Regions from separate parts of the Mus musculus genome. Here region 1 is linked to region 2. Evidence: chromatin loops called from intact Hi-C (ENCODE). Cell type or tissue: gastrocnemius. All regions are shown on one strand. Links, peaks and the distances in the headings refer to the core of each region. The heading gives the core; the rest is flanking DNA. Region 1 holds the start of Nrde2 (nrde-2 necessary for RNA interference, domain containing). Region 2 overlaps Rps6ka5 (ribosomal protein S6 kinase, polypeptide 5).

Evidence for each region. Peaks named below come from ENCODE experiments on the same cell type or tissue, not always from the same donor. Only the 100,000 strongest peaks of a DNase experiment are listed, where the experiment ranks them.
Region 1: a loop joins it to region 2, with 4 times the contacts of the local background. A loop is called at or near these places in 3 of 42 quality-filtered maps.

What each region holds. Positions count from the first base shown.
Region 1 is chr12:100,153,755-100,163,133 of GRCm38, forward strand. It overlaps Nrde2 (nrde-2 necessary for RNA interference, domain containing), which reads right to left and starts at 5,899. Exons shown (of 14, transcript NM_001290303.1): 1 at 5,786-5,899. The coding sequence starts at 5,849. In gastrocnemius, for the core only: a CTCF peak has its summit at 5,772; DNase peaks (open chromatin) are centred at 5,685 and 5,906; H3K4me3 peaks cover 1,667 bases; H3K27ac peaks cover 1,581 bases.
Region 2 is chr12:100,599,058-100,608,436 of GRCm38, forward strand. The region is part of intron 5 of Rps6ka5 (ribosomal protein S6 kinase, polypeptide 5); the gene reads right to left. Among named protein-coding and RNA genes, the nearest start is that of Ttc7b, 83 kb to the left of the region's middle. In gastrocnemius, for the core only: CTCF peaks have their summits at 5,685 (motif pointing left) and 7,868 (motif pointing right); a DNase peak (open chromatin) is centred at 5,680.

The sequences.
Region 1 (9,379 bases), core at 1,075-9,074, 450 kb before region 2:
AATGCTGAACAACTGCTCTACAGTCTTTTTCCGTCTCCATGTTCTGAGATTCGTTCCTTTCCCTTGGGCCTAACTCCTGGCAAGAGCTAAGTGAAAATAGTCCTTGTTGCTCACTGAGATCGGAATATTTCCATAGCAGATTCTACCATAAACAAAGGGGAAGCGGGGAGAGATGGAACAAACGGTGCACAGGGAGAGATGTTCTCCCAGCATCCCAGTGGATCGTCACGCCACCAACACGCTAAACAGTGACAGCAGGTGAAGAAGTGTGGAGAAACACCAGCCTCTACACAAGGCTGCTGCGGTACAGTGTGTGAGGGTGTGTCTCTTCAATATTTATTTGAATTCGATCTGCTTTTTAATTGCTAATTCTTACAGCAGTATGCAGCAGTATGTAGCAGAGGGCTCTTGCCAGCAGGACTCTGGGGTTGCCATTTCTATGGCTTGAAACTGGGTTTCCTATTGTGTAAATCTTTCTCACCTGCCTAAGGCAATCTAGGATTGTATCTGATTGGCTGGGAAAAAAAAAAAAAAAAAAAAAACCAAGCTGATGACCCCATAGCTGGGCAGGAAGTAGAGGGCAGATCTTCCAGGGAGAGAGAGATGCTGGGAGAAGATGAAAGGTGGGAGATTCGACAGGGACGCGGAGGTGGACAGACCAGAGCGGAGCAGATAGACCTGGCCACATGGCCAGACACAGTACCAGGCAGGATCAGTTGGGTTAGAGTAGCTGGGAGAATGACCCCGCAAAACACCTAAGATTTTAAATATTAAAAAGCCTCTGTGTCATTATTTATATCGCTGGCGGGTTCGAAGTTGTCCCACTATACAAGGTAACACAGAGGACTCACCAAAGCCTTCAGAGAGGGCCTGTCAGGCTTCCTCTGAAAACAGCCAAGGGTTTGCCACATGCAGCCACTGAGGAAGAAGACCCTTCTAAAGAACTGAAGTCTCCACATGGCGGCTCAGAACCATCTATACCGAGGTCTGATGCCCTCTTCTGGTGTGCAGGCGAGCGAGCAGACAGAGCACTCGTATACATAAAATAAGTTAGTTAATTTTAAAAACCTGAAACTCTTGGGTTATGAACTCAGCTCTGAGACAGTGACCTGACAGGCCATCAACTGGACACACACATTACAAGTTCCAATCCCAGAAGCACTTGAGAGATGCTTCCACACCTCATCCACAGATTTTAAACTTTTTTTAACCAAGGAACTGTAAAACAAAACCTCTGAGTTCAACACAGAGAACAGGAACAGCAGGGATGCCCTGGCTGTGAGCTTGCTGCCTACGGAGGCTCAATGAATGGCCAAGGGCAAACACTGAAGCCTGGCTGTTCCTTTCTTCCACTAGGGCTCTGCACCATCCATACCATGGACTACTCTGAACTTCAACTAAAGTCTCCTGACGGGTACATAAGTAAGGCTGTCAGGGCAATTTCCAAATTGTGACTTCATTATCTGCTTGTCCATCTTCCTACACCATTCTATGCCAACTCAAATCCTGCTAAGGAGAGGTTAATCATTGTTAGTGTGGCAAGGGCGTATGACTTCCATTACAGCTCTGGAGATAAAGGCAGATCTCTATGACTTTGAGGCCCATTTAAAAACAAAACAAAACAAAAAATGGCAATTAACAAACAACAAACAAACAAACAAACAAACCCAGGGCTGGGGAAATGGCCCCATGGTGGAGAGCACCAGCTGTTCTTCCAGAGGATCCCAGTTTGACCCCCAGAACCCACGTGGCAGCTCACAGGCATTTGTAACTCAGTTCCAAGGAATCTAACAGAGCCTCTTCTAGCCTCTTAGGACAGCAGGCACACAAGTGCCACAGACCTCCATGCAGACAAAACACATACATACATACATACATACATACATACATACACACTCATACATACATACATGCAAACACAACAACTGGTCTGCAAGTCTTTCATCCTTGTTTCCAGCTCCCCCTCCTGCTCATCTCTTACAAACTAGAAGCACCTTGAGGGTGGGAGCCGTTACTACTCACTCCCACACTATCACAGTGCCATAGCATAAAATACCGACTCAATAAGTTGAAATGCAGAGGATGTGAAGTCTGTCTTTATCTTCACACCAAAGGCTCTAACCTCCTCCAAAAGTCCAATCAAAGTATGAAGTGCAGCCGTCATATGACTCGTCTATTCCTTACAGCAACTGTGTAGTCAGTCATTAGATTACCTGCTATGTACCCTAGCACAATTCCAGGTACTGGGGAGACCGTGATGGACAAGACAGCGTCCGCTCATATGATGCTTATACTTGATCATATCCTTGCCTGTCAGATGACACACCTGAGATGTGAGATTCAATTTTTAGTGACACAGAATCCTGGACAGAAATATCTAACATTAAATGACATTTTATTCATCAGATTGCTAAGTCCTTTTCTTTTTCTTTTTTCTTTTTTGCTTTGATATTAGTTTGAAGTTACAAATGCTTGTGAGCTGCCATGTGGGTGTGCTAGGAATTGAACCTGGGTCCTCTGGAAGAGCAATCAGTGCTTTTAACTGATGAACCATCTCTCCAGGCTACCAAGTCCCTTTCAGTGGTTACTTACAACCTCCTAACTTAGAGAGCCTGACAGAAATCAAGTCTGTACTTATTACCACTAAGCAGGGTGCTGTGTGTGTGTGTGTGTGTGTGTGCACTTACATCACTAAGGAGGGTGTAGTACATATGTACTTTCATCACTATGCAGGGTGTCATATATTATATGTGTACTCGAATCACTAAGCAGGTAGACTATACTACAGAAAGGAACAGCAGGAAAGCAAGCAGCTGGAGCCTGAGAGGGATCTGGAAGACCCAACCTCTGGGGATCAGCACAGAAATCTCAGGTTAGCAACTGCTGAGAGCCTGGCACCGTACTTCACACACCCATGCATATGAGAAAGGAAAAGAGGGAAATAACCTCCTCAACGCCACGTCACGTGCTGCCCACCCACTGCCGGGATATAGAGCACCTACACACACCTTCAGAGAAATCTGACAGAGGTAAGCTAACAGCCCATCACCGAGGACTCACTGACATACCTCTGTGGTGAGCTTACTAAGACACTTTACTAACCCTCCATCTCCACTGAAAAGGCCTGCGTTCAGTTCCACCAAAGGCAGAGGGGCAAGCCAGCATGAATAAGCTTCTAAACTAGGTAACTTTATAAGTGGGTATCACATCCAAGTTCAATATCCATTTCTGTACCTTGTCCTAACAATGTAGCCCTGGCTTCTAGTCTGTTTAAGTGAACTCAGAGATGAGGGGCCACTCCTCCAGGGGTAAATCATTCAAACAGCATTTCCAAGGCTGATGGTAAAAATGAGTTAGCAATCACATTAATGAAGATATTTGTTCTCTTGAGAATAAGCCGTTCATTTTGATTAGGACTGCCATTTTCTGATTGCTGGAAGCTCGAACTCACTTGTACAAAAAGCACCAGCAAACACAGGTAAGAATGGCATTCAAGGTGTCGACGTTTTCCTGGGAGTTGATCTACCCCATGAAGCAGCCCAGGAACTGCGAAGATGTTTAAATCACAAGATTCCCAACCCTGTCATAAAAAATTATAATGCAAGTTCTAGAGTCAGAAGAAACTCTTTGAGTCTCTTTTGCTCATTCAAGGTGATTACACACTGGAGGCTAATCTGGGTCCCAGTGAGACCCTGTCACAAGAATATAAAAAACATCACTGCAAAATTATCAGATGAAGGTGTAATGGCATGGTTGGAAAGACGGGTCAGTGATTAAGCACACTGGTTGTTCTTCAAAGGACCAAGGTTTGATTTCCAGCATCTACATGGAGGCTCACAACCATCTTAACTCTAATCCCAGGGGATCTGATGCCCAACACGGACCCCCTTAATATCACTGAAATCAAAGATTGGACCCTCCTGATAGGACTTAATATTTGTGCAGCACTCCAAACAAGCTACCCTCAACAACAAAAAGTATATAGCTAGATCTTATCGGCTCTTTAAATCTAATTATCAGTTCCCAGGAAATAATGGGATGGATAAATAAAGGAGCAAGTTACAGGAAGATTTAGCGGGAAACATCTTCAGGATGGATAACCAGCTTCCTCAACAAATATATCACCTGAGAAAATACAAGAGCAGAGAAACTGTTTCATACTCAAGGGGACCTACGGGTACATGCAGAAAATGCAGTGTGCCTGGACATGGGAGCACTTGCCTTTAATCCCAACACTAGGAAGGCAGATCTCTGTGGGTTTCTGGCCAACTCTCTGTCTTAGTCAGGGTCTCTAGTCCTGCACAGACATGACCGAGAAGCAAGCTGGGAAGGAAAGGGTTTATTCAGCTTACACTTCCACACTGCTGTTCATCACCAAGGAAGTCAGGACTGGAACTCAAGCAGGTCAGGAAGCAGGAGCTGATGCAGAGGCCATGGAGGGATGTTTCTTACTGGCTTGCTCAGCTTGCTCTCTTATAGAACTCAAGACTACCAGCCCAGGGATGGCACCACCCACAATGGATCCTCCCACCCTTGATCACTAACTGAGAAAATGCCTTACAGCTGGATCTCATGGAGGCCTTTCCTCAAGGGAGGCTCCATTCTCTGTGATAACTCCAGCTTGTGTCAAGTTGACACACAAAACCAGCCAGTACACCCCCTCTCTCAGAGAGAGAGAGAGAGAGAAGACAGAGAGAAAAGGAAGACAGAGAGAAAGAAGAGAGAGAAAGGAGAGAGAGAGAGAATTCTGACTTCTTTTGGATCCCTATAAGCAAACCAACCGTAAAGAAAGCTGAACAGTAACTCATAGTTAAATAATATATAGTTAATTTTCTTAACTATATTTTGTTTTGGTTTGGTCTTTTTTGAGATTAGGGTCTCTCTATGTTGTGGCCCAGGCTGTCCAAGAATTCACTACGTAGATCAAGCTGAGCTTGAATTCAGAGATCCACCTGCCTCTGCCTCCCAAGTGCTGAAATTAATGGTGTATGCCACCACTGCCAGCCCTTCAACTTGACCGTACACTTTCAGTATTAGATGTATTTTCTGCATTTACCTGCCATGGTTAACTTCATTATAGCTGACACTTGTCTTAGCATTTAAAATACGCACCCAGTTCTCTAATCCCATGCTTCTCTTCCACAGCCCCTTGAAGGTCCCTGAATTCTTATCTATACAAATCATATCCTCTTGAAGACCATTCCAAAATTCTGAACGTTTCATTTTTATGGTTGACTGTGGCTCATCTATGACATTTGTAGCATACTACCTTATACTGATTTGTTGCTGTTGTTACTTAGTTTCGTTCATGCAACAGGTTGCATTATCAATCCTGACACACTTATTGAATACGTCTATATTTTGGGCCTGTGTTTCTAATAAGTGTGCTACAATGAATAGACAGTCTCGGAATTTGTTGACGGTTACAATTTAGTAAGGAAAAATCAGAATTACGCCAACCACAATTGCAAGTATTTTAAGAGGGTTTCTTTTGCAATGGAGTTGTATCATTGCAGCTTCTAGGAGAATGAAGTCCAAAAATACGGTAATGTTAGCGCCAGACATCATCGTAGGCTTAGTTTCCCCTCCGCTTACTTGACCACCGTAGCGCCTGAAAGAGCCTCTGGCCCTACACTTCAGACAAGACCCAGAAGGCTTTGCAGCGCCGCGGAGAACTCTGGGATACAGGTGGATAAACAAAGCAAAGAAAAAAGGCCATGACCCAGGCCCGAAAATCTGCCATTAATTTAATGGATGTCTTTTTCGACTCTTTTGGGGTGCTTACCTTTCCTGAATGCCCCATCACCGGAGGCCTCACTTACGTCCGCAAAAGCCGGGAACAGCGCCATGATCACAGGCCGCACTACCACTCCTGCCTCAGAAATGGCGCCGTCTGGAGAGCTCTGGTTGGAGGACGGTGACTCGCGAGGCACTCTGGGAAATGTAGTTCTTCCTGCACTCTTTAAGGCTTAACTCCTGGGCAAGGCGGTGCGGAGACCCAAAGGGTAGAGAGGGGAGGAGGGAAGAGGGTGAGATTGAGGAAGAACAGTTTCCTTGTAGTTAGTGCCCTCCGGCTTCACTGAACAATGGACAAGCAGGAACCGGAAGAGGAAGTTGGGAGGGGGGAAGGTGTGGAAACTGGAATTCAGCTCCTCTGGTAAAAGCACATTGCCTCCTTTAAACTGGATCAAAGTAATCAAATTCTGTAAGATTCATTTTCCTCCTCTGCAAGATTGTGTGTGTGAGTGTATGTATACGTACACATATACATGTACAAATTGCAATTGTTTCACCCATAAGAAGCATTTAAAAGGTGGCTTTAAACTGGGTGTGGGGGCAAACCCCTTTTAAGTCCCAACACTCAGTGGTAGAGGCAAGTGGATCTCTGTGAGTTCGACACCAGCTGGTCTACATAGTAATTTCCATGAGAGTCAGAACTGTATAGAGACGATGTCTCAAAAAAAGCCAATAAAAAGAAAGAAAAGAAATGAAAAATTAGCTTCTATGTGAGATGTGACAAGTTCCACGGCAAAATGTAAGTGATCCAAATATAAGTTGTCATTTTAAATACCCTAGGAATACAGAAGAGTACAAAGTCCCAATAAGATAAAGGTCTTTGACAATAAATGCATATACTTACCTATAAAGTATTTTTGAGATTCCCCTACCAAAAAAAAAAAAAAGGTTGGGTGCAGGAGCCAATGAAATGGCTTAAATAATAAAGGTACTACCAAGCAAGCATGGATACCTGAGTTTCATCCAGGCTCCACAAAGTTGTCTTCTGACCTCCAAGTGCACAGGGCACCACAATAAAATAAAGTTTAGAAAAAAAAAAAAGCTAAACCCAGAGATGTGACTAATCATCTAAACAAAGGAATGGATGGAAACCTATCCAAGCAGCTCCGTGTACCATGTAAACTGTGTGTACCATGTAAACTGTGTGTGTCCAAAATAAATGTCCAAGTTTTCAGGTCCCTAAAAGTACTTGGAAAAAGGAGGCCAGTAGAATCCACTTGTCTTCAACTGTAAATCTCAAGTTCCGCCAAACCTGACAGGAAGTTATCTCAGTTGATTAAATCAATATCTGCATCAGGGCACGATGATGCTCACCTTTAATCTCAGCACTCTGGAGTCAGAGGCACTGGCACTCACTCTGTGAGTTTGAGGCCAGTCTGATCAACAAAGCAAGTTTCAGGACAGCCAGGGCTACACTGAGAAATCCTGTCTGTCTTAGTTAGGGTTTTACTGCTTTGAACAGACACCATGACCAAAGCAAGTCTTATAAAAAACAACATTTAATTGGGGCTGGCTTACAGGTTTAGAGGTTCAGTCCATTATCATCAAGGTGAGAGCATGGCAGTATCCAGGCAGGCATGGCACAGGAGGAGCTGAGAGTTCTATGCCTTCATCCAAAGGCTGCTAGTGGAAGACTGACTTCCAGCAACTAGGGTGAGGATCTTATGCCCACACCCACAGTGACACACCCATTCCAACCAGGTCAAACCTATTCCAACAAGGCCACACCTTCAGATGGTGCCACTCCCTGGTCCAAGGATATACAAACTATCACACTGTCTCAAAACAAAACAGAAAACAAAACTAACTAAAATGGTTACAGTCTTTCCCCAATGTTTCATCTCTTTCTATTCCAGAAAAATAAGAATTAAATGTGAAAGGCTTCAAAAAAATTTTGAAAGCCATGATAATGTATTGATAACAAGGAATCTTGCTGTAGTGGATATTTGTGTATTTACAAACATGTAAGAGACTTTTCGTAAGCAATTCATAAGGACAACTTAATATATAATCAAGTTACTGATACAGATTTCTAAAGTTTTGTTTTCTGGGAGGATTTTTACTTTTTTAAAATTTGTGTGTGTGTACGTGTGTGTGTGTCATTATGCTTATGTGGCAGGAGCTGATGGCCACTGAGACATCTCACCTGCCCTGTCTTTTGGTTTTAGTTTTGTTTTTGTTTTGGTTTTTTTTTTTTTTTGTTTTGTTTTTAGATAGATCTCAGTATGTAGTACAGGCTCAGACTCTTTATCCTCTTGCCTTTCTCTCAATTAAAACAAAACTTCACTTTTAGTGTAACATACGAGTAAATTTTGCAAAGGTTTAGCAGACACAGACATTTGTATGGAGTGTGTAGCTTTCACCCTAACAAATGTTGAAAAAACAGATTCTCTATGTAGCCTAGGCTGTCCTGGAACTCTCTGTGTAGATCAGGCTGGCCTCAAACTCACAGAGATCTGCCAGTCTCTGCTTCGCAAGTGTTGAGATTAAAGATATGTACCATAATGCCCAGTACATTTTGAAAACGTACAGAATTAATTTTCAGTGTAGCTGCCGCAGAGGCTGGAAATCCTGCTTGGTCTCCAATGTTTCTATGTGATCCTTTCCTGAAAAGCTGTGCTGACCTTTGGTTTAAATGATCAACGTTCGAGTGGTAAAGGCCAGTGCTTAAGAATACTTGCTGCTCTTACAGAGGACTTGGGTTGTTATTTTTGGGGTTTTTTTTTGTTTTGTTTTGTCTTGTTTTTGTTTTTGAGACAGGGTTTCTCTTTATAGCCCTGGCTGTCCTGGAACTCACTTTGTAGACCAGGCTGGCCTCGAACTCAGAAATCCGCCTGCCTCTGCCTCCTGAGTGCTGGGATTAAAGGCGTGTGCCACCACGCCTGGCAGGGTTGTTATTTTTTTTCAACATTTGTAAGGGTGAAAACTACGTGCTCCACACAAATGGGCATAGGACTAAATTTGCTATGGCTGTGATTGCCAGACCTTTACAAAATTTGCTACTAGGTTAAACTAAACGTTACGTATTGAACTAGACCTGGTGGCGCACACCTTTAATCCCAGCACTTGAAAGGCAGAGGCAAGTGGATCTCGAAGTTGAAGGCCAGCCTGGTTCTGCAGAGTGAATTCCAGGACAGCCAGGGCTACTTGGAGAAACCCTGTCTCAAGAAAATAGGAAAGTTTTGAATATTCTTTTCTGCCTAGAAAACCCATCACAAAGGACGTGAGAACCACTGACTTCACTGATCCTTACTCTAGCTTCCACGTGTAAACTCTGGGTATTTCCAGGGCGGGTGCCAGGGATTTCTCAACATAAACCAGAAATGGTTTCAGATCACCGATTGGCTCTATGGATATATGGCTAAGGGAAGAAGTGCGGTAGTTATTGTTATCAAGACCTCTGAAACCCATGACATCACATAGGTGACAGCGAGACCCCCATACCTGTTGCCAAGGCAGCAGCCACCATATTCACAGAATCCACTTGGCTCACCTCCCACCTTTACCTGTGACTATGTCACCATGCATATATAGAGAAAGGCCCCTCTGATCTCTCGATCTCTCTCTCTCTCCTTCCCTCCCC
Region 2 (9,379 bases), core at 795-8,794:
AAGCAAAAACACTGCAGAGCCAACCTCCAGCAATATATAAAAAATAAATGAATCAAAGTTATTTATTACTATTCATATTTTTAAAAATTAGTTTTTATTTTTTGTGTATGAGTCTTTGCCTATGGCCTGAGGAAGCCAGATGAGGACCCTGGATCTCCTGGAACTGGAATTCCAGAAGATTTTGAGCCACCATGTAGGTACTGAGCATCCAACCCAGTTCCTATACAAGAGCAGCAAGCAAGACATATCTCTTCAGCTTCATTTGATATTACTTTTAAAGATGCCATCAAGACATTTCTAAAACATCAAATGCTAAGTCAAGTTTTAGAAACTCAAAAATTATGATGAATTTAAAGGTATTGCTTCTCTTAATTTTTGTTTAGAAAACTAACCTTGTAGGAAAATTTAGTAAAACTTTCATTTCCTCTTATAGGTGGCTCTGCTTCACATATTTAAAATTATGCTGATTTCCTTCTCAGTGTGACACAATAAAAATCATTTTTTTTCTGTTTTTTGTTTTGTTTTTCGAGACAGGGTTTCTCTGTTTAATTTGATAAAAAGTCCAAACTAGAGCAGGTAAGATGGCTTAGTAAACAAGGGAGTTTAATACTTAGATTCCTTTAAGTTGTCCTCTCATCTCTACATGTGCATTGTGGCATATGTGTCCATACATGCATACACAATGAATAGATGCAGACAAACTTCAAATTAAAAGTCTTAAAAATCTGGATTTTCTTCTCTAAAACACTATCTGTAACTGTGACTTTAAGAGTATATGAAGTATACGTACTGGTTAGTGCCAGAAAGATGTGACGGTCACTAGCAGTAACGGTTTACTTTTCAAATCTTTTTGCTGTAAATAGAACTTTTCCTTCTCTTTTTCTTCCTTCCAGCCCCTTCCAGCTACCTATTCAAACCCCACTCTCAAGCTGACAGCTACCTTTTCTTTTGCTGTTATTGGTATGTATGTATGTATGTATGTATGTATGTATGTATGTATGTATGTATGTACAAATATAAATAAATACAATCTGCGGAGCCTGTCTTTGCTGTTTATGTATGTATGGTTTCAGGGCTGGCCACTCTGCATTGGAAAAACAAGGAGGCTCATCCCCAAGAGAGGCTACACTATAGTCTAAGTCATGTACTATTTTATCTGACACAACAACTATAAATCTCATTCTTTATTGTCTTAAAATCAACTTCTAAATAATGCACACATCACTCAGAGACAAAATGACAATGAGTTTTAAAACAGTAAAAATAAGAGATTGGGGAGGAGGATATGGGGGACTTTTGGGATAACATTGGAAATGTAAATGAAGAAAATACCTAATTAGAAAAAATAAGAGATTACCAGAACTTGAGAGATAGCTAAAGGCTGTTCCTAGAAGTTCTTATTTTATTATTTTTAAAAGTCAATTAGTAGTGAGATAACTATAAAATTCTAAGCTTTGGGAAAAAAAAAACACCAAAGTAACTTACAGAGAATAAAGGAAGAGAGGAACTAATGAAAGAACTGGGAAACCCTGTGGGCTGAGTGGAGCACGTCTTATACAAGACTACGAGAGGACAAACAAATACCAAGACGATCAGGACCATTATAAATTGTAAACAGTGGTGACTGAAAAGAAAACACTACAGGAGGTATAACAAATATTAAAACAATAAGGAAATTTTATGAACAAATGAAAGCCAAGAATTTTAGACATAATGTAGTATTTTATATAAAATTATAGCAACTTACCAAAAATGATTCAAAATTAAAGTCTAAATATACCTATGTGCTTATATAAGTCTGTGAGCTACCTGTTATGAAAGTAGAAAACAAAACACATGGGCCATGCTAGCTGTGGAAATGCACTCATCAAATATTCACCAAAGCAGAAGTGTGCAAAACTATTCATCAACTTAAATCAACCCTTCTCTCTCTTCTCTTTTCTCACTCTCCTCTCTCCTCTCCTCTCCTCTCCTCTCCTCTCCTCTCCTCTCCTCTCCTCTCCTCTCCTCTCCTCTCCTCTCCTCTCCTCTCCTCTCCTCTCCTCTCCTCCCCTCCCCTCCCCTCTTTCTTTCTTTCTTTCTTTCTTTCTTTCTTTCTTTCTTTCTTTCTTTCTTTCTTTCTTTCTTTCTTTCTTTCTTTCTTTCTTTCTTTTTTTCTTTTTCTTTCTTTATCTCTCCCTCATTCCCTCTCTCTTTCTTTCCTCAGGGTTTCTCTGTGTGGCCCTGGCTGTCCTGGAGCTCACTCTGTAGAGCAGGCTGGCCTTGAAATCACAGAGATCCACCTGCCCCTGCCTCCCAAGTGCTGGGATTAAAGGCGTGTACCACCACAGCTCAGCAAATTTCTAACATTTCTAACAGATATTAATATATAAAGCTAATGAAAAAAATCAAGAAAAGTAGAGTGTTCTAGGAACTGGAAGATGCTTTGTCATAGAAAAACAAGCCTGCAGAGACTAATAATAAAGTTTACCTATTAAAAACATAAATACTGGGCCTGAAGAGATGAGCTGAAGGTTAATAGCACTTGCTGCTCTTTTACAGTTCTTGGGTTTGATGCCAGCACCCACATGATGGCTCACAGCCATCTGTAACTCTTGTTCCAAGGGAACGGACTCTTGGGCACCACACACACATGTGGTATATATGCTATTCCCAAACATACACAAACTAAAAGGCATGAAAACAGAAAAGAAACAAATCATTGCTACTTGTCAATAGTAGCGCTATCATGTGGTGTGTGAAGTGGGCTGGTGAGCCTTGCCCCTTCCACATTAGCATCTACTGGTGGTGTCCTTACTCAGATCATGTGTGGGCTACCATCATTTTTGAGGCCATCTCTCAGTGATGGCATCACTGAGTGAGCTCACCCACTAGGTTAGGCTGTCTGGCCAGTGAGCTCCATGGATCCTTGTCTGTACCTCCCCAGCACTGAGACTACAAGCATAATGCCTGCATCCTCAGCTTTTAATGTGTGTGCTGGGGACTGACTCAGGTCCTCACGCTTACACAGTGAGCACTCTACCACCTCAGCTATCTTTCAACTTCAATGTATTCCTTTAATATGGTTATCTACATAAAACATCCAGATGAATCTATAATTCACAGAATTATGCAGTTATGTACACAATTAACACTGTTCCTGTGTTTCATGGCCAGCCAGTCTCGATGAGCTGAGGTTCAGTGACAGGCTCTGTGTAAACATGTAGAGCAATAGAGGAAGATACCTGACATTAATATCTGGGCTCTATGTACACACATGAACATATACCCACATACACACGTGCACAGCCACAAACATATATATGTACATACACACGCATGCACACACACTCCAACTTATAACAAGATACACCATTAATATACATTTAAAAAATACAAGATAATAGTATATTTCTCTTCCAAATTCCAGACTGATAATAGCAAGGAGACACCTGCTTTTATGTCTTGTGGATCAGGTAACTTCAGCTTACCCAACTGAACTCAGTCCTGTCAGTTGCTCTAGCAGCTACCCTAGATTCTTCAGGCTCTCTCATATCCCATATCTAACTCATAAAAATTTCCATTAGGGCCTCAGAGATGGCTCAGTGGTTAAGAGCACTGACTGCTCTTCCAAAGGTCCTGTGTTCAAATCCCACAACCGTGTGGTGGCTCACAACTGTCCGTAATGAGATCTGACGCCCTCTTCTGGTGTGTCTGAAAACAGCTACAGTGTACTTACATATAACAAGTAAATAAATCTTAAAAAAAAAATTCCATTAGTTCTATTGTCAAAATACACTCCAGATGTGCCTACCTCTGAAACTCCTCTCCATCACTGTTGGCTCAGGCAATGCCATCCTTTGCTGATACTCTAAGAGCTTCCTTAACCTGTTTCCTGTCCCCCTCTGAGTTACCATCCATGCCAAGCAGAATTACATTCTAAAACAGCTCGGTTCAGGCCATGCTACTCAGATTCTCTAGGGGCTACTGGCCTGTACAGAGAAGCTGTAACACTTACAAGGCCCTTTCTGACCTAATAATCTTATTCTGCATGGTTCCATGTCCTTAGACCACTACTCTAACCATCACTTGTTCTACACAACCCACAAGATACCCACGTGGCCACTATCACGTCTCACATGTCCCCTTCTTAGCAAAGCATCTTCAGAGTAACCTAGTGTGTCCTGATCCTTCCATTTCTTTCCTATGGAATCTGATTCCCTGCCACCAATTACAGATACACTATCTAGGTACATGACTTACACATGTCTGCTGCCTGCTTAGAGGGGAAACTTTTGTGTCTCTGGCTCACTATTAGCTTCCCATACCTTGACTGAACACTGGCAGACAATGATTCACTAAGTCCTGAGTATGCAGGAAAAAATGGAAAATGTACATAGTTGAAAGTGTGATTGCTGAGTTTATACAGTGTTGTATTACCTTCGCCCTCTGGCTTTCATACGCACATCATGCCATGGATATGCACACACACAGACATGCACAAGGCAGAAATGTACTGCTATTACTCTGCTAAATGGACAATGCAACAAAATGACTCCTAATGACTTGCTACTATCCCATCAGTGAACTCCTCCCTCAGCCTTCATCTTTGAAGCTTCCTGCAGTAGAGGACAGTTAGCTCAGACACCCACGACTCATCAGCATGCAGAGACTAGGAGAGTTTGGTGGCTGGACCCAAGTGGGATGTCCCTACCACACCCCTCTCTCCAGGCTCAAGGATCTATGTGTGTGGTGGGGGTAAGCAGGAAGAATGTAAGAAAGCCAAGAGCATAGTGGCACCTGCCTTTAATTCTAGTACTCTGTAGGCGGAGGCAGGAGGATCTCTTATGAATTTAAGGTCAACCTGGTCTACATAGCAAGTTCTAGTCCAGCCAAGATCACATAGTGAGACCTTGTCCCAATCCTGACACACACACACACACACACACACACACACACACACACACACACCTAAAAGCTTGTACGACCCAGAGGGGTAGGAGTGCATCATTTCAAGGCCACTGTAATTTTTTTTCATATACAACTGGGCAGACTGCATAATATCTGACAAAGTTCAAGTCAGACAAAACCCAAACACAGAGGAGGGAGACAGGCAGAAGGCCCTTCTACTCTCTAGGAGCTATTGCATTTAATTGCTGCCAGGAGAAGAAAAGTCCATTTCTTTAATGGTGTGACAGCTGGTACTGACCACACCTCAGAGCAAGCCCCATGCCCAGGAGTACTCAGCCAACACAAACTGGACTCCATGGGTCTAGGAGTCAGGGAGACAGAGAGAGAGAGAGACAGAGACAGAGACAGAGAGAGAGACAGAGACAGAGAGAAGGAGAGGGAGGGGGAGGGAGGGAGAAAGAGAGAATGAGAATGAAGTTAGATGGATAGGGAGGTAAGGAGGATCTGGAAAGAGTTGTGGAAGGAGGGTGATTATGATAAAAACAGTATATGCAAACTGTAAAAAAATCTGATAAATAGTATTTTACAGAGAAATTTACAGAATGCAAACATTAATCATGTATTTTCAATCTTATTATCCCAAAGTAAATTGTGTTAAATTTCCCTGGGTTTATTCCTGACACTCAACATAGTTTTAAACACTTTCTGTTTGCTTCTCAGAAAGTAAATGTGACAGTCCTACACTGACAGATGCACCTCATCCACTCTTGCTGTGGCCAGTGGCCCTCTAGTGGACACCTCGTGGAAATGCTTTCCCTGATCTCCAAGGCAGTGTGATTAGCCTACTCTCAGGGACACCAGTATCCAACAGCAGTTCATCAGAATAAAACCCAAAACAATAAAGATAATTAAGATAAAACTAGCAGATAAATATTTCTCAAGTAAATAAAAATATTTAACATTTCTTGAACAAATTAAGTATTCAGTACTTAGAAGTTACTAGGAAAATGTCAGTTCAAAAGTTGTCTCAGATACATCGACTCAAAAAGAGGGGGAAAGACAACAATATCCTGAGTAAGGTTAACCTAAGCCAGTCATTTATGACATAAGAAAAAGCAACAGTGAACTGTGGATTCATCTAGTGCTTGCTCTGTGGAGGGGGCAAAGCGTCTGCCCTGATGTCTGGGGTAGGGGAGGCGCATGCAGAAACTTCACAAATGGCTAGAGTGAAATATGGTAACATTGGAATAGTTTATAGTTTATCTTTTCTATTTCTATTATGTTTATGTATTTATGTGTGTGGGGGGTCAGAGGACAATTGTGTAGAGTCAGTTGTCTCCTTCCACCCTGTGTGTCCCATAAATCAAACTCAGGTGGTCAGGCTTGGCATCAAGTCCCTATTCTCACTGAGCCAATTTTCTGGCCCAGTTGTAACTGTTTTAAGTGAAGGACAGACTTTATACTCTAGTGTTCTTCCAATACCTCCACTCACCTAAAAAGTAATAATTATCCAGAGTCACTTATTTTGGCAAATGAATGACAGGAGTATTTAAGAGAGACCTAGTAGGCTTTTCAGGAGCATATATATATGAAAATCCATCATGAATACATGTTACTACAAATCAATCAAGACAGGAGGTAGAGGTAATCACAAACTGCCATAGTTACTGTGTATTTATTTCTCAATTTGAAAATGCTTGTGTGGATCCCAACTCTGATCCAGTACTGTGGTTTCAAAGAGACCGTCTGCCCTAGGCTCTGGTATTTTAATATTTGGTCCCAGTTGGTGGTGCTGTTTGGGGATTTTTAGAAGGAATGGCCTTGCTGGAGGAATTATGTCACTGGAGGCGAGCTCTGAGATTTTAAAACCTTGCCCTACTTCTGGTGTGCTTTTTCTGCCTAATGTTTTCAGTTCAGGACGTGACCTGAGCTTCCAGTTCCAGCTGCCACATCTGTCTGCTACCACACCTCCTGGCCATGACAGACTCATTCTTTAGGAACTGTAAGCCAAAATTCAACTCTCTTTTTTTTTCATAAGTTGCCTCCAGTCATAATGCTTGATTACAGCAAAAGAAAGTAACACACCTAGCCATCTCGAGATATACGCCACATTAAGCAAAGCCCGGAAATGGCGTTACTAACTAGACATTTATTAGAGAAAGATACAAGCTTTCTGCAAATAAGAAAACAAAGGAAGAATAACAAGATTCTTGTGTATAAATTTTAACTTTTCTCACAATAGTCTGAAATCTGAATAGTATAGCTTACAGACAGAAGCGGATACTGGCAGTGTTTACATACAGACTATCCTTGCACGAGGAGCTTGTTACACTGCTAGGACAGTCCAGTAAGTAGCTAAGGTAGCCCTTGTGTCATAGATGGAGAAATTAGGATCTGGAGGGCTAATAACTAAAGGCCCAAAGATCCCATCCTCAACACAACTGAGTGCTGCTTACACATTCAGATAACTCGTCAGCTCAAGGGGTTGCTTTTGCTTCTTTAGTCATGCTCTTCTAGCCTTTTCCTTTTAAGCATAAATACCATGACAGTGGGCTGTAACTTAGCTATCTCACTTTTAAGTGTTGGGGATTTATTTTTCTTAACTAAAACTTAAACTTTTGTCTACCTGAGGATTCTTGTTTGTTAAGAAAAATTTTAAACATTGGCTGCCAAAATGTCAAAAGTATGTTTAAGCCATATTTATATAGTGAACAATACATGAACATATATTCTCAACATTATTTCACTGTGTATGAATAAAAAAGATAATTTTGTCAAGGATATTATTTTCATATTATTATTTCAACTGTCTTATTCCATATTAGAATTAAAAATACAATACATAGCAGATTGCCTGCTTAGCTCAACAAACATTTCTTTTTAAAAAGGATTTGTTGGTTGTATTTCATATTTATGGGTGCTTTGCCTGCTTGTTTGTCTATGTGTATTCTTTGGTGCCCATGGAGGCCAGAAGAGGGCACCAAATCCCCTGGGACTAGAGTTATGGACAGTTGTGAGCTACCATGTTGGTGTTGCCAATGAAACCAAGGTCCTCTAGAAGAGGAGAAAATGCTCTTAACTGCTGAGCCATCTCTCCATCACCCAGCCAACATTTTTAATGATCAAAACAACACTTACGAATGACATACCCTAGTCTATAGAGACTTATGTTGTCTTTTATTTCCAGAACCTTAAGGGGTTAACCAAATTTTGAGAAAAAGAAAATATAAATTAAAAAAAAAAACTAAAAAAGGAAAATACCAATAAAAGTTATCAAACTATACAAAGTAGTTATTATCACAAAAAGATGTTTAAAATTACTAAAATAAAATTTGTTCTGTATAGAATTCAGAATTAGCAAATCTATCTAGAAATAATCAAGCATATACATAAGAAATCTAAGATGTATGATTTGTTAGGGTCACCATCCTGTTTCTAGGGTCCCTTATAATACTTAGCATATAGGAGGTACTTGGTATCATTTGAAAATAAAATAAATAATTTTGCTATTAAAACAGTATTAAACATACATAAAAAGTAAGTTGCTAAAAGGTAAACATAAGTACATTTCCCAGATCATGTGAGGTCAGAATTTACAGATTTTGAAACAAGCAGATCTGGGTAAGAAATGGTCTGTTCAATTCTAGTAATGTAGAGTTCAAGGTGCCTAGAAGTTAAAGGAACACAAGACTACAGACATCTTTAGGGCTCGAGCCCAGAAGAGAGGTCAGAGTCAGCAGTACATATGGACGGCATACAAGGAGAGAGGACAGCTAACAAGACCTGAAAGGAAGTCATGGAGAAGCCTAAGGTAGTAGGAGAAGAAACTGCAAAGCAACAGTAAGCCAGAGGCTGGTGAACTGAAGCTCCAAGGTCAAAAGTCATTTATTGCTTAAGGCTATTGGACAAATAAGCCAGGTAAGGAAGGAAAAGCACTAAGTGATACTGGCTAGACAGCATCAGTTAACTGCTGAGGAGTAGACTTAGGAATGCTGATGTGTAAGTGGAGGCAGTCTACAGGAATGGACAGACAACAAGAATAAAAGAGCTAGACATACAGACATGGACAGACAACAGGAGCAAAAGAGCTAGAGGGAAGATAAGACACCCAGGGGTTTTTGTTTGTTTTGTCTTTTTAAGTCAGTTCATTTGTCCATCATCTCCTTATTTTTAAATTTTTTAAAACAGAAGCTACTAGGCATGCTTGAAGGACGAGTGAGACCAGAGTGTGAATGGAGGAGTGGAAGATGAGATGAAGCACATACAGATAGAGTCAGGCTGAAGGGATGGGGGAAAGAATCCATTTGCTCCTACAAAGACTTAAGTATAAGTGACTTAGGCTGACACATGAACCAAAAAGGAACCGAAAAAGAAATGCTAACCCAAACAGAACAGTCTCAAGGAGTATCTGTTAAAAGGGAAGGGGCTGGGTCAGGACACTTAAACAGCTGCTGGGTGGGGTGGGAAACAAAAGGCCATTAGATCAAGT